Linked DNA regions of Mus musculus: region 1 is linked to region 2. The links are chromatin contacts, found by POLR2A ChIA-PET in ENCODE. All regions are on one chromosome and are shown on one strand. Each heading gives the region's core, a stretch centred on a gene start or an enhancer-like site at or near the end of the contact. The rest is flanking DNA. Distances are from core to core; before and after follow the strand shown.

The links. ChIA-PET counts read pairs that join two places held with the same protein, here RNA polymerase II (POLR2A).
Region 1: POLR2A ChIA-PET joins it to region 2 with 11 read pairs in embryonic stem cell. The contact joins the promoter of Tmco3 here to the promoter of Pcid2 in region 2. POLR2A ChIA-PET finds 5 or more read pairs at or near these places in 2 of 5 experiments (Patski and embryonic stem cell).

Annotation. Positions count from the first base shown.
Region 1 is chr8:13,285,406-13,291,635 of GRCm38, reverse strand. It overlaps Tmco3 (transmembrane and coiled-coil domains 3), which reads right to left and starts at 3,623. Exons shown (of 13, transcript NM_172282.2): 1 at 3,249-3,623. Dcun1d2 (DCN1, defective in cullin neddylation 1, domain containing 2 (S. cerevisiae)) reads left to right here and starts at 3,510. Exons shown (of 7, transcript NM_001024504.2): 1 at 3,510-3,832. The coding sequence starts at 3,830.
Region 2 is chr8:13,101,931-13,108,420 of GRCm38, reverse strand. Pcid2 (PCI domain containing 2) reads left to right here and starts at 3,078. Exons shown (of 14, transcript NM_178708.3): 1 at 3,078-3,646. The coding sequence starts at 3,611. It overlaps Cul4a (cullin 4A), which reads right to left and starts at 2,798. Exons shown (of 20, transcript NM_146207.3): 1 at 2,518-2,798; 2 at 2,112-2,227. The coding sequence starts at 2,665.

The DNA of each region.
Region 1 (6,230 bases), core at 2,374-4,873, 180 kb before region 2:
CGTCAACTTCTGAACTTACCATATCCAGATTACAATCAAATGCTGAATGTTAAGGACCATTAGTGGAGGGTAAAGGGGTTTCATCTGACTTTAAAGACAATTTTAAAGGTTTAAGACATAGCCCCCAGGTACAGTGTCACAAGCCTGTAATCCAAGCACTTAGGAGAGGAAAAGAGAAAGATTGGATTGGGAATTCGAGGCCAGCCTATGCTCCCTGACATCCTGTCTCAGAAGAGCCCTACAGATAAATCAGTAAGAAGCTCACACAGCTTCATAAACTGACCCTGTGTGAAGAAAAAAAATCCATTTGACTTAAGAGGAGCCACATGTCAAAAGTAGAAGAAAGAGAGAAATTCCCCATCACCCCGGAAGCCCCTGGCTCCCGATACACTGATGGTGTGCTCGGTCTCCCTGCTTGCTTTCAAAATCCTTTTGGAGTATTGCTAATTTTCCAAAATGAGCCGTAGTTAATGAAGCACGGGGATTAAAAACATTCACAAGAGTCTGGCCACGCCTGGAACTCTATGTCTTAATCAAATGTCCATACCGTTTCCATCACTGAAATGCAGGCCCGTTCCCTTTCCCTCCGACGGGAGACCTGACACAAACACATGGGTGTTTGGCAAAAGGGCAGAGAGAACCTGGTTCCTGAAGTCTCGTTTAGGGGCGTGAGGAAGTTCTCAGTGCCAGCTCCAGCTGAGATGACAGGAAAACACTGGCTGGGCAGGTGAGAGAACTGTGTTAGAAGCCGGTAGCAGCAGTGCTCAGTAACCGACCCTGAGAGACAGTGATCTAGGAGGCCGGAAAACAGGCTGAAGAAGAAACCAAGGGAAAGGGAGCTAAACTCTAGGAATCGGATGTACATGGAACCCCTGGAGTTATGCCCACAAAGAAAACAAAATATACCACGTTTATACAATTTACAGCTCATGGATATACCCCCTCTAGTCTCTTAGCGGAGCCTCCAACTGACTGTCCTGCCTGGACAGCATCCTCCACCCCCAAATATGCCAGCATTTCACCTCCCTGGGAGTCTGCCTCCTACACACACACACACACACACACACACACAAACACACACACTTACTTCTCTGCTACCCCCATTGATTTTCCAGACCTGGGCTAGTTGTAGCAAAAATAAAAGGTGGCATTTCTAAAGACTCTAACTCTACCCAGGAGAGGGAGGCAAGCATTCTGATAAGACCAGGAAGGGAAAGCCAATGGAGACAGGTTGACAAAAACAAACACAAGAACTTGGATCTCTGAGTTCCAGGACAACCAGGGCAACACAGACAAAATCCTTTGCTTTCTGTTTTCCTTTCTATTCATTCCTCTGTGTGTGTGTTTGTGTGTGTGTGTGTGTGTGTGTGAAAGAGACAGACAGACAGACAGAGACAGAGACACAGAGAGACAGACAGGATCCAGGGTATCGCTGTATAACTCTGGCTTAGTTCTCACTCTGTACACCAGGCTGGCCTCAAACTTAGAGATCCTCCTGCCTCTGCCTCCTGAATGAAGCTAGGATTAAAGGTGTGTAATGCTGTCCCTAGCTTTATTTTCTTTCTTTCTTACTTTTTTCTTTCTTTCTTTCTTTCTTTTTTTTTTTTTTTTTTTTTTTTTTTTTTGAGGAAGAAACCTTCTGAGAGTCAAACTCCAGGCTACTTTTCATTTGGCACAGCAACATCAATACTTCCGGCATAAGAATCACATAAATTCCTAGGCGTGGTGATTCAGCCTTATAGTCTCAGTCATGAGTTTATTAAGAAGAAAAAAAACCCTCAAATCCATTTTTGAAACACAATGTTTACTACTACATAACTAGGCTACTTTCAAGCATCTGCTTCTCCTGCCTCAGCCTCCAAAGTAGAGCTCTGCTCTCTACAAGATGATATAAAAAAGGAGAAATGGATGAGACAGCAAAGAAAAGTCTCAATGGGAAAAATTACTGAATTAAAGCCTATCTATCTATCCATTCATCTTTCTATCTATGTATCTATCTATGTATCCATTCATTTATCTATCTATCTATCTATCTATCTATCTATCTACCTACCTATCTATTTTTGAGGCAGTCTTACTATGCAGCCCTAGCTGTCCTGGAATTAGCTATGTAGACTAAGCTGGCCTCAAACTCGCAGAGATCTGAGTCTCTGCCTCCCATGTGCTGGGATTAAATGTGTCTTCTTCCATCAGCAAAGCCTATTTTAACTCTAAAGTACATTTTAAAAGAGCACCTGTACCCACATGAACATAACAGGTAGCTGCCAAAGATGAAGCACTTCAGTAGCCGGCCAATCCTTGAAACTACTTTGGAAAAAGAAATAGAGAATATAATACAGAAGAGGAATAAGATGCCATGCACCAAAGGAAGATAAGTCAAACAGAGGCAGAGCAAACAGCCTATATGACTTAGAACCAATGAACCATGGCTTCTTGGTGGTGCCCAAAGGGCTGTTCAAATAGCTACTTTATTTGTTCAGGAGGTGCCAACTTAAATCCACAAAGAGAGGAGACACAGAGCCTACTCACTAGCCAGCTGCTTGTTCTTTTTTTAGTTAGGGAAGCCAAGGAGGAGAAAAAGATCTATGAAGAAAGAGGCCCTTTCATCAGTAGCAAACACTTCTCTGGTAAGTAAGCAAATCTACATTGCACCCCAGGAAGATGAGATGGATGCTGACAATAAATAAACGAGAGGTTAAACCCACTGGGCCAGAGTGACCTTCCCTGTCACTTTCAACTTACTTGATTGGTTTTACCACCTAAATTAAGAAATTAATGTGTAAACCATCTTGGTTTGATTGTTGACTCTGCCAACCTCCCTGGCTGTATAAGCTTAAGTCAAGTGTTGCAGGGCACCCACATCCCTTATTGAAAGAGACAATCTTGGGGCGTCTTTCCAGGTTTATCTTTAAGAAGAGGCTGTCTGCGGGCAGCCTCACGGGGCGGGACAGAGAGACTACAAAAAATTACAGGGAAGAACAAAAAAACGGGAGGCTCGGGGAGCTGAACCTCCGAGTTTAGGTGAAGTCTTGGAAACGGTTGTCTTCCCCCATACCCCGAAAGAACTTCTAGGAAAAGACCCTCCACCCCCTGGAAAGTAGACAAAGGCAGTCTCCTAGGAAGGATCCCCTTTGGAAGAGACAAACCAAGAAGGAGCCCCGGGTAGGAGTCGCCAGGATTGAGCAACCCGGATGAGGACCCCGGTGGAGCGCATCTCAGGACAGAAGTCCCGCAGCTGCAGAGCTTACCCCGATGGAGGAGGCCGCTCTCTGGACATGCGACCTCAGCATCACTGTCCCCGATCGAGAGTTCCCCGACGCAGCGAACCTCAGGGCCGCCAAAGAATTGCCCTCATCTCTTTCCTGGCCTCGGGACCAGGACACCGAGGACGGCACCGCCCTCTTCTTACTTCAGGCGCTTCTGACGCGCAGCTGGAAAGTAGGTGCGGCTCCTTTAAGCAGGCTGCCGATGGACAGCTCCGTCGTCCTTCGCGCGGCGCGATGCACGCCGGGAACTGGAGTCCCGGGAGCCGGCCGGCCAGCCAGCTTCCAGAGAGTGCGTAAGCCTAAGAGCCTCAGAACAGCAACAGCCTCCGAGAGAGGTTACGATGTGACCCAAACGCTGTGCCTCGGAGCTGAGGGGCGCCTGTCCACGCTGCACGCGGAGAGCCGAAGACGGAGCGAGCCCCCCCAGTCACCTGAAGGGAGCGTTCGAACACTGCGCCTGCGCAGAGCGCCTGCTGCTAGCCGCCGCGGCAATCGCCTGCGCAGAGGAAGAGCGGCGTGCGCTTGCGCAGAAAATTGAAGTCGCTTCGGCAGCCTTGGGGAGCATGGTAGGTGGCTAGCTTTGCGCTCTGCAGGTGCGGGCCAGAGCCGGGCGCGGAGGTCACCTCTCTGTGGCGGCATTAGGATAACCGAACCGAGAGGCCGGGCGTGCCCGTCGTGGTGTTGAGGGAGGGCGCGGTTGACTTGGAGTAGCATGGTGTGAAGAGGGGTGTGAGGAGCCCAGTTGGATCTCCGGGGAGGGCAGCGGCGCCGGGTCAGCTGGGTGCTGACCGGACCGGAGGGCGGGACGGGGCTGTGCGACGGGTGACAACCTGCCTGCTGGGCGGAGCCGTCCCGCTTCTGAGTGGACAGTGACGCCGATTGGGGCGGAGCTGGCAGAGCTTTGAAGCCGTCAGCCCGGGGAGGTTTGTGGAAGAGGTGGAAGGACGCGATCCCCGGAAGGTGGTGCGCAAGGCTCCGCGGGGTTAGCATGGTTTGCGATCCGCTCAGCTCTCGCCGCGGCGAGGATATCCCCTACTCGCCCGCTCTCTTCCTGAGATCAGGCTGGGAATCCTGGAGGCGGGGAGGGACCGACTGGACGCCCTGGAGGTAGAGGAGGGTTTGCCTAGTAGAGCCGTGCAAAGGCCTGGACCGCGGGAGGACGCCTGACAGTCCCATTCCTTGGGTCTCGGGGTAGCCTTGCTCCGAGAGGATGCAAGCGAATGGGAGCCGAGGAAGACAAGTTTTGTCTCTGTCCTGGGAGAGATGTCGGCTTGGCTTGGTTTGCGTAGAGGAAACAGGGGAACTGAGGACCGAACCCTGGGGAGGGAAGAGGGGATGGAACCAATACCGAGAAGGACGAGGCTGGAAAACTAAAAGGTTTGAACCTAGAAATCAAGAAATAATGGAGAAGAGCTGCAGAAAGACTCCTCTGACCAGCTGCTAGCAGACTTCAGCGGCCAAGCCACTCACCTGCGCTCTTGGACAGGAACGTCACTGGGGAAGGAAATGTTGGGAGGCTCAAGATTTGGGAACACTTGGACTTGATGCCCTCATTTCCAGGCTTGCACATGGCAAAGCACAGTCAATCTGTAGTGGGCCGCAAATCTGTTTGAGCAAATGTTTGTCCTATGAGCCCTTTGAAATTGACCATAAGAGGAGGTATTTTGCTAAGTGTCTGTGGAAGGACATTTTACAGATGCTTTCTAAAATCTTATATGGGAGCACTCTTGTGCCTAGGTTGTGTGTTATTCTTCACAAGATAACATAAAGTGTATGAAACTTTTCGTACCAGCTTCTGTTGTTTGGAAGGTCCACTTGTCCTGTATCTCTTTACTGATTGTCACCTGCTGAAACAATTCTAAACAGCTGCTGTTGTATGTGAGGAACTGTGTTGAGCTCTGTGGGAGACTATGAAAACATAAATCAGTGGCTACGGGCACTTCTAGCAGCAGTCTACTGTAAATTTAGTTTTGAAACATCTGAAATTGATGCAGATAAGTCATTGGAACTGTTAGGCAGAGAATGTCCCCCTAAAAGGTTGTCCCTGAAGGAGTTCTGCTAGTCTCTTCTTGATGGTCTTTTTTCTAAGTGTAATATTTTATTGCAATTTAATTGACCAAAAGCGTAAAGTAAAATCTGCCACTCCAGCCTGAATTGTTGGCTCAGCACCAATTGCTTGTTTTCCAGAGGATCTGAGTTCCATTCCTGACACATACTTTTACTCCCAGCACTTGGAAGTCAGGGTCAGGCAGTAATCTAGATTCAAGGTCATCCTGGTCTATATAGCAAGTTCCAGGCCAGGCAAGCCTATACCAATTCTTGAGGTCAACTGGACTGTCCAGTGTTAGTTGAGGATTTTTTCATTTTGGGGCCAGTGGGATGGCTTTACAGGTAAAGGTAGCTACCGTCAAGTACAATCCAAATGGTGGGTAAAGAGGACCGACAATACAGTTGTTTTCTGATCTCCACACACACACACGTTGGGACACATACACACAAATTACATACGTTTTTTAAAGTCCTATGCATTTTAAACACTAGAATAATGGAAGAGAAAATGCCCCCAATGCTTTGGCTTCCGTGACAAGGGAAGCTCTAATGAAAGTCACTTGCCTGAGCAGACCTTAGCATGGATTTCACACACGGATGGACTTGACGCTCTCTTAATTTGTCTGTAAATGTTTGGTTTATGAGGCATTTTTCATAAGAAAGTTATTACCAATTCCCATTTCTTCCCACTGAACCCCCGTTCTCTTAACTTTTTTAATGCAAAGCAAACACTCCTTAGATTTATCTCTTGATTATTGTTTTTAAAAACCTTTATTACTGGAGCCACAGAAATGGCTCAGCAGTTAAGAGAACTTTCAGGGAGACTCAGGGTTGGGTTCCAGCACCCACACAGCAGCTCACTGATGTCCTTGATGTCAGGGATCCGTCACCCTCTTCTGGCTCCCATGGGCACTA
Region 2 (6,490 bases), core at 1,829-4,328:
ACCGGGGAGGGAAACAGTCTACATTTTCACTGAGCGGCTGGCAAACAACTCTATCTTAGGCCATTAAAATCTACTGGGACAAGTATGTTAGAGTTAACCTATAGCCCCGGCACATGAGCGGCAGCCGGGACTAATACCCAGTGAGACCTTTTTTTTTCCCCATAGTTATAAGGTACACTGTCCCAGTCTTCACACATACCAGAAGGAGGCATCAGATCCCATGACAGATGGTTGTGAGTCACCATGTAGTTGCTGGGAATTGAACTCAGGACCTCTGTAAGAGCATTCTTAACTGCTGAGCCATCTCTCCAGCCCCACAGTGAATCTCGTAAAAAATAAAACCAACCGACTCTCTCTTCTCATAAAAAAATAAAATAAACAAAATAAACCTACTGGAGCACATGTCACATGCCCCCAACACTGTATTCATATGCACACCTACACATAGGCACATACTTAAAATAATAAAAATAAAAGCAAATCTTTAGGCGGGTGTAGTAGTGCATAATGTTAATTCCAGCACCAAGAGACAGAGGCAGGAAGATCTCTGTAAGTCAGACTGTTCACAGTGAGTTCTAGAATAGCCAAGGCTACACAGTGAGCCCTGTCTAAACAAAACAAAAACAAAACCTTAAATAAAATCCTCTCCTTCAATACACAATCAACTCACAAACTTAAGACAAAGAACAGACACATATACACCAATCCGTCACCATCGGCCAGTGGTCCCTTACCCAGAATGCTTGGGGCTACTAGTGTTGTGGATTTCAGATGTTTTTCTTCCGGATTAATACTTGCACATACACAATGATGTATCTGGGTACTGAGAATCAAGTGTAAACAGACACAAAGCTGACTCGTACCCCATATCCCTTGTTTTATCATTGTGTGTGTACACCAAGTGTATGTGTGGGTGCTTGTGTCACGTCAAGAGGCTGGAGGTCTGGGGATGCGTCTCCAGTCAGTTTTCTCCTTCCACCTTTTTGAGGGTTCTGAGGTTCGAACACAAGTTGTCAAGCTGGCTCTGCCAGCGCTTTACCTACTGGGTCATCTGGCTGGCCCTAGCTCGATGGTCATTTTATTCAACAGTTTTAGCATATACTGTGTTCTGTCTGAGGCCCAGCAGAGGAAGTCAGGTGTGGGTCTTTTTTTCATGAGTGCACTACAAGTTTTGGATTTGGGAGTTTGGGGTTGGGAGTGATGGGCCTGCCACAGGTTCCTTCGGGTACCACTGCTTACTTTTCTTCTTGTGCTTTCTGTAACTTACAATACACTCAGTTTGTAACCAGGATAAAACAAGCCTCTTAGGTAACTTTTAAGTAACATATAAGTAATTATTTGTTCTATCACAAACTAAAACACAGAATATTTAGCAGTTATTGTATAAAACCATGACAGAAAAGTGTGCTTGAAACAGCAAAATGTACTTCGGATGATTTTCCCCCCCTGTTGCAGACACAACTTGTCTTTAAGTTAAAACTACCAGAATCGCCGGGCGTGGTGGCGCACACCTTTAATCCCAGCACTCGGGAGGCAGAGGCAGGTGGAGTTCTGAGTTCAAGGCCAGCCTGGTCTACAGAGTGAGTTCCAGGACAGCCAGAGCAACACAGAGAAACCCTGTCTCAAAAAAAAACAAAACAAAACAAAACAAAAACCCTACCAGAATCTGTCTGCAACCTTATTTGCAATAATTAAACTACAAAACAGTGTGTGTGTGTTGGGGAGGGGGTGTGTGTGTCACAACCCAGGGACCCTACTAGCAAGTGGGGCCGTACTGAGTTCCATGTATAACACACTGGCACTCTGATAACACTGAAGACTGCTGGGGGCTCTGTGCCTCTTAGCTCCAAACACCTCCTTTCTTCTGGCGCTGGGAAAACGTACACCTCCTAAGCAGCCTGGTCTAAGCCTCAACACACAGCACTAATCCAGGGCGGCGATCCATAGAAACACCTGCTGACCCAGGGTTTCGCGGCTTCCGCTAGGGAAGGCTCGGGCCGCAGCTTCTCCCCGGGCGGGCGGGCGGACGGGCGGGCCTCCCTAGCGTTGGCCCCGGTGGCTGCTGGAGGAGGAACCCAGCCAGGTGCTCGCAGGCCCTCGCCGCCGCTCACCTGGTACAGCTCCTCCAGGTTGTACCTGATGGATGTGCTGCTCTGGATGGCCTTGACCGCTTCGTGAAGCTTCCGCCACGTGTCCTGAGTGTAGTTGTCAGGCAGCCGCGGCCTGTCTGTGGGGGAGAGAGGGTCAACGGCCGCGCGGGGACAGCACAGGCCGGGGCACCGAGGCAGGGCCCGGCCGGGCTAGCCAGGAGGTGCGGGATCGGGGCCAGCTGGGGCGCGGGGACGTGGCGGAGCGTGAGGTGCAGGGACAAGTCGGGTTGCGGCGCCGAGACGGGACAGTGCGGGAACCAGGCGGGCCGGGGCGCGGGGACAGGGCCTGCCGGGCAGCCCCAGGAGGCCCTGTCCGAGCGCGCGACCCGCCGGCCGCCCCGTTCGCTCCTCACCGGAGCGCACCCACCTCGGAAGTTCTTGATGACCAGCTTCCTGGAGCCTCCCGTGCCCCCCGGCTTGGCGGGGCCACCGGCCAACGCCGCGGGCTTGGTGAGGCCGTTGGTGCGGCCCATGAGAGCCGAGACGCTGCCCTTCCGAGGGCCCTCGTCCGCCATGGCTGGGCCGGACGCCGCCCCGCCCCGCGCCGCCCGGCTCCTCCTCCTGCCCTGCGCCCGCTCCGTGCGCGCCCGGCTCCTCCTCCTGCTGCTGTCGGGCTCCGCCCGTGAGCGCTCGGCTCCTCCTCTTTCTGCTCGCGGCCGGGTCCGCGCGCCCGAGGCCCAACCGCCGCGGCGCGCACCGGAACGATCCGGCTCCTCCTCCTATGCGCGAACTCCGCCCAAGGAGGGCTCGGGGACTCGCAGGCGTTCTACAACGAATGCTCGCGAGAGGGCGCCGTGACACCTGCACCGAGGGCTCCGGAGCTCGCCGCCCCACGTCACGTCGAGGGCCGTGACGAGGACACCCCGGCGAGGACTTGAGTGGATAAAAGCACCCGGCAACCTTGCCTCCTGGATCACCTTACACCTAGGATGCTCAGGGATGCTGCTCCGTGCGCTAGCGCGCCGAGGGGTTGGGGACGGGATGCTCTGCACCCATTTATCTGGGGTGCCCCAGTGTGAGATGTGGGAGGACTCAGGAACACATCCTAGGAGTGCGCGGGACGCCTTCCCAGTGGGCTCTGGACTTTGGTTCCGGGAGAGTCAGGAGCGCCTCTGCACACGGAGGGTTGGGGATCGGGTCACCCTCATGGGAGAGGGGTGCGAGGAATCGGGTCGCTAGCACACCGACGTGACCAGGGACACGTTCCCAAGTCGGTTGGGAACTCCTCCACGTCAGTCCTCCGCCCTCGCGCGCGCCCCCGCCGCACCCGAGGCGTCCCGGCGACCGCGCTGACAGCTGCCCCCAAAGAAGTGCTCTCACCACCGGCTCGGCTCGGCTCGGCTCGGCTCGCTCCACCTTCACCCGCTCCGGAACCAACGTGCAGAGGTTACCGTGTGGGGACAAGGAGCGGAAACGGACCTGCGCCGGAAGTGAGGCACTCAACACCCGCGGCCGCCGCTATGGCGCACATCACCATTAACCAGTACCTACAGCAGGTGGGTTTCGCTTGGTATCCTGGCCTACGGGCCACGAGGGGTGAGTCCTGGGGCCGGGTCGGACGGTGCCGGGGGTCCTGCGGCTGGCCTCGAGGCGAGGAGGGTGTGCTGCACGCGGTGGGCAGCCTGCCTTGTTCGGAAGTTGCAGGTGCTGCCCGGTGGACCAGGAGGAGGAGGATCCGAGGTGGAGGTAGCAAGATCGGGGCCACTTGTAGAAACGGTTGTCTGTGTAGTCAGCGCTGCTGTCCGCACGAAGCACGTTGTGTCTCTTGGCAGCGGTGCCCATCAAGGCTTTACTTAAAGCCTGGGAGTGGCACAGGCAAACACTGTTGCATCCGGGTGGAGGGCCGTGATTGCGTCTTCTAGGGTGTTGAAGATGTGAATCCCACTAGGCAACACACCTGGTGCAAGGGGCAGCCAGATAGGGAAGACTGATGAACGTTTTAACTGACTACACTTGCTGCTCATGGCTGCTTATGAACCTTGGATTTGCGCTTAGCTCTATTACCAAAGCCCCCTTTTCCTGTCCCAAACAGCTCAGTTTTGGGTACTACAGTACTAGAAGCAGTACTTGTGTGCTTCTTAAGTAGCGGCACTATTGTCGGTGCTGCGTGTGCATATGTATTCTCTTTGATTCCATCACAAGGCCCTCCTTGAAGAGCTCCGTAGGCGGCTAACCCAAGTCTTCCCAGCTCAGAAGCATCAGAGACTGGCTCTACAGTGCACATGTTTAACACTTAGCAAGATGCTAATTCTGGAGATCACGCTTGAACCTTAGTGATCTCATTGTTGGCCAAAAGACCAGTCTTTATTTCAACACACTGGCAATAGCCTTGGCCAGTGGCTACCTGTTAACAAATTGCTTGTCTCTCTTTCCCCATGATTCCTGTGCTGATTTCCCAGAAGCTGTTGGGGTCAGGTTGGTTGAATTTTGCCATCCTTACCGGTGTTAATAAGGTTAAGAGTAGCCTGTTACTCTTGTGACTGCTTGAGCCAGGAATAAAGGTCTTTCTTTCCTGTCACAGGGAATGGCATGGCATCAGCATGCTTGTGCTGCTTCCGGGTTATCCCAAGTCCATAGTGATGTTTTGATGGCCTGCAAGGGGAGCCTGCATATGTTTCAAAGAGAGAAACGTGGAGCTTGAGGAGTCTACTCCTTACAGCAAGGAGTGAGGTCCACTTTTCTTCAAGGTCAAACTAGAAGGAAACTTTACTCCATTTCCTAAGGTTAACAGTAATAAATTACCTCTAATTCAGAACCCACAGCCAAAGAACATCACAGACATCGTAGCCCTAAGAACAAGGACATTCACTGTAACCACAATGCATTTAGTAGCCTGAGAACTTTGACACTGATGCATGTAACTTTTAATTTTCCAATGTTTTGCACATTTTTTGTTTTTTTGTTTTTCAGTAGATATTTGCTTTATTTACATTCCAAATGTTGTCCTCTTTCCTGGTTTCCCTTCTGAAAATTCCCATCCCCTTTCCCTCTCCCCCTGCTCACCAACCCACCCACACTGGCTTCCTGGCCCTGGCCTTCCCCTACACTGGGCCATAGAGCCTTCACAGGACCAAGGGCCTCTCCTCCCATTGATAACTGACTAGGCCATCCTCTGCTACATATGCAGCTGGAGCCATGAGTCCCACCATGTGTTTTCTTTGGTGGTTTAGTCCCTGGGAGCTCTGGGGTTGCTGGTTAGTTCATATTGTTGTTCCTCCTATGGGGCTGCAGACCCCTTCAGCTCCTTAGGTCCTTTCTCTAGCTTCTTCGTTGGAGATCCTGTGCTCAGTCCAATGGTAAGCTTCGAGGATCCACCTCTGTATTTGTCAGGCACTGGTGGGGCCTCTCTGGAGACAGCTATAACAGTCTTCTTTCAGTAAGCATTTGTTGGCATCCACAAAAGTGTCTGGGTTTGGTGATTGTATATGGGATGGATCGCTTAGGTGTGCAAATTGTTTCTTAGGATTTGTTTTTTGAATCCAGAGTGCAATCCAGAGTTACACATTGCATGTATTCTTGTTCTAGATAATGTGGGACTGTGAGCTTCCTGTCCTCCAGTCCCTTTTGTAGAGGTGGGTTACCCTCACTGAGAGCCCTTTCCCAGACCAGGTATCGTCTTCGTTGTCCAGGATATGATTTTTCTGTTTTCCTTTCTATATTGATTTTCTTTTTATGTGGATCTGGGGACTGAAGCTAGGGTCTTATGCATCTAGGCAAGTGCTCTATCATTCATTGAGTCACATCCTGGCCCTCTTTCTATTTGTATCTGCTGTTTGCTTTTTATGTTAAAGAATAATTTCTGGGCTGTAGAGATAGCTCAGAGGTTAAGGATACTTGCTGATCTTGCTGAGGACCTGGGTTCAGTTCCCAGCACCCACATGGCAGATCCTAAAATAAAATAACTTAGTCAATTTTTGTTTGTTTGCTTTTAAAGACAGACTCTCTTTGTGTAACCCTGGCTCTCCTGGAACTCACTCAGTAGATTAGGCTGGCCTTGAATTTAGAGATCTGCCTGCCTCTGCTTCCCAGTTGCTGGATTAATAGCATGTGCCACCAACACCCAGCTGAAACAAATAAAAAAAGTAAAATTTAAAACATAATTCCCCTTATACTCTTTCTTTAAAAACCATTATGGATATGTATGTGTGTGTACATATGTATGTATGTATGTATGTGTGTATTTGAGATAGAGTCTCTCTACATAGTCCTGGTTGTCCTGGAGCGCACTCTGTAGATCCAGCTCTCCTTGAGCATATAGAAATACAGATCCACCTGTCTCCGTCTCCCAGGTGCTGGGATTAAAGGCATGGGCCGCCACACCCAGCACACAATTTGGATTA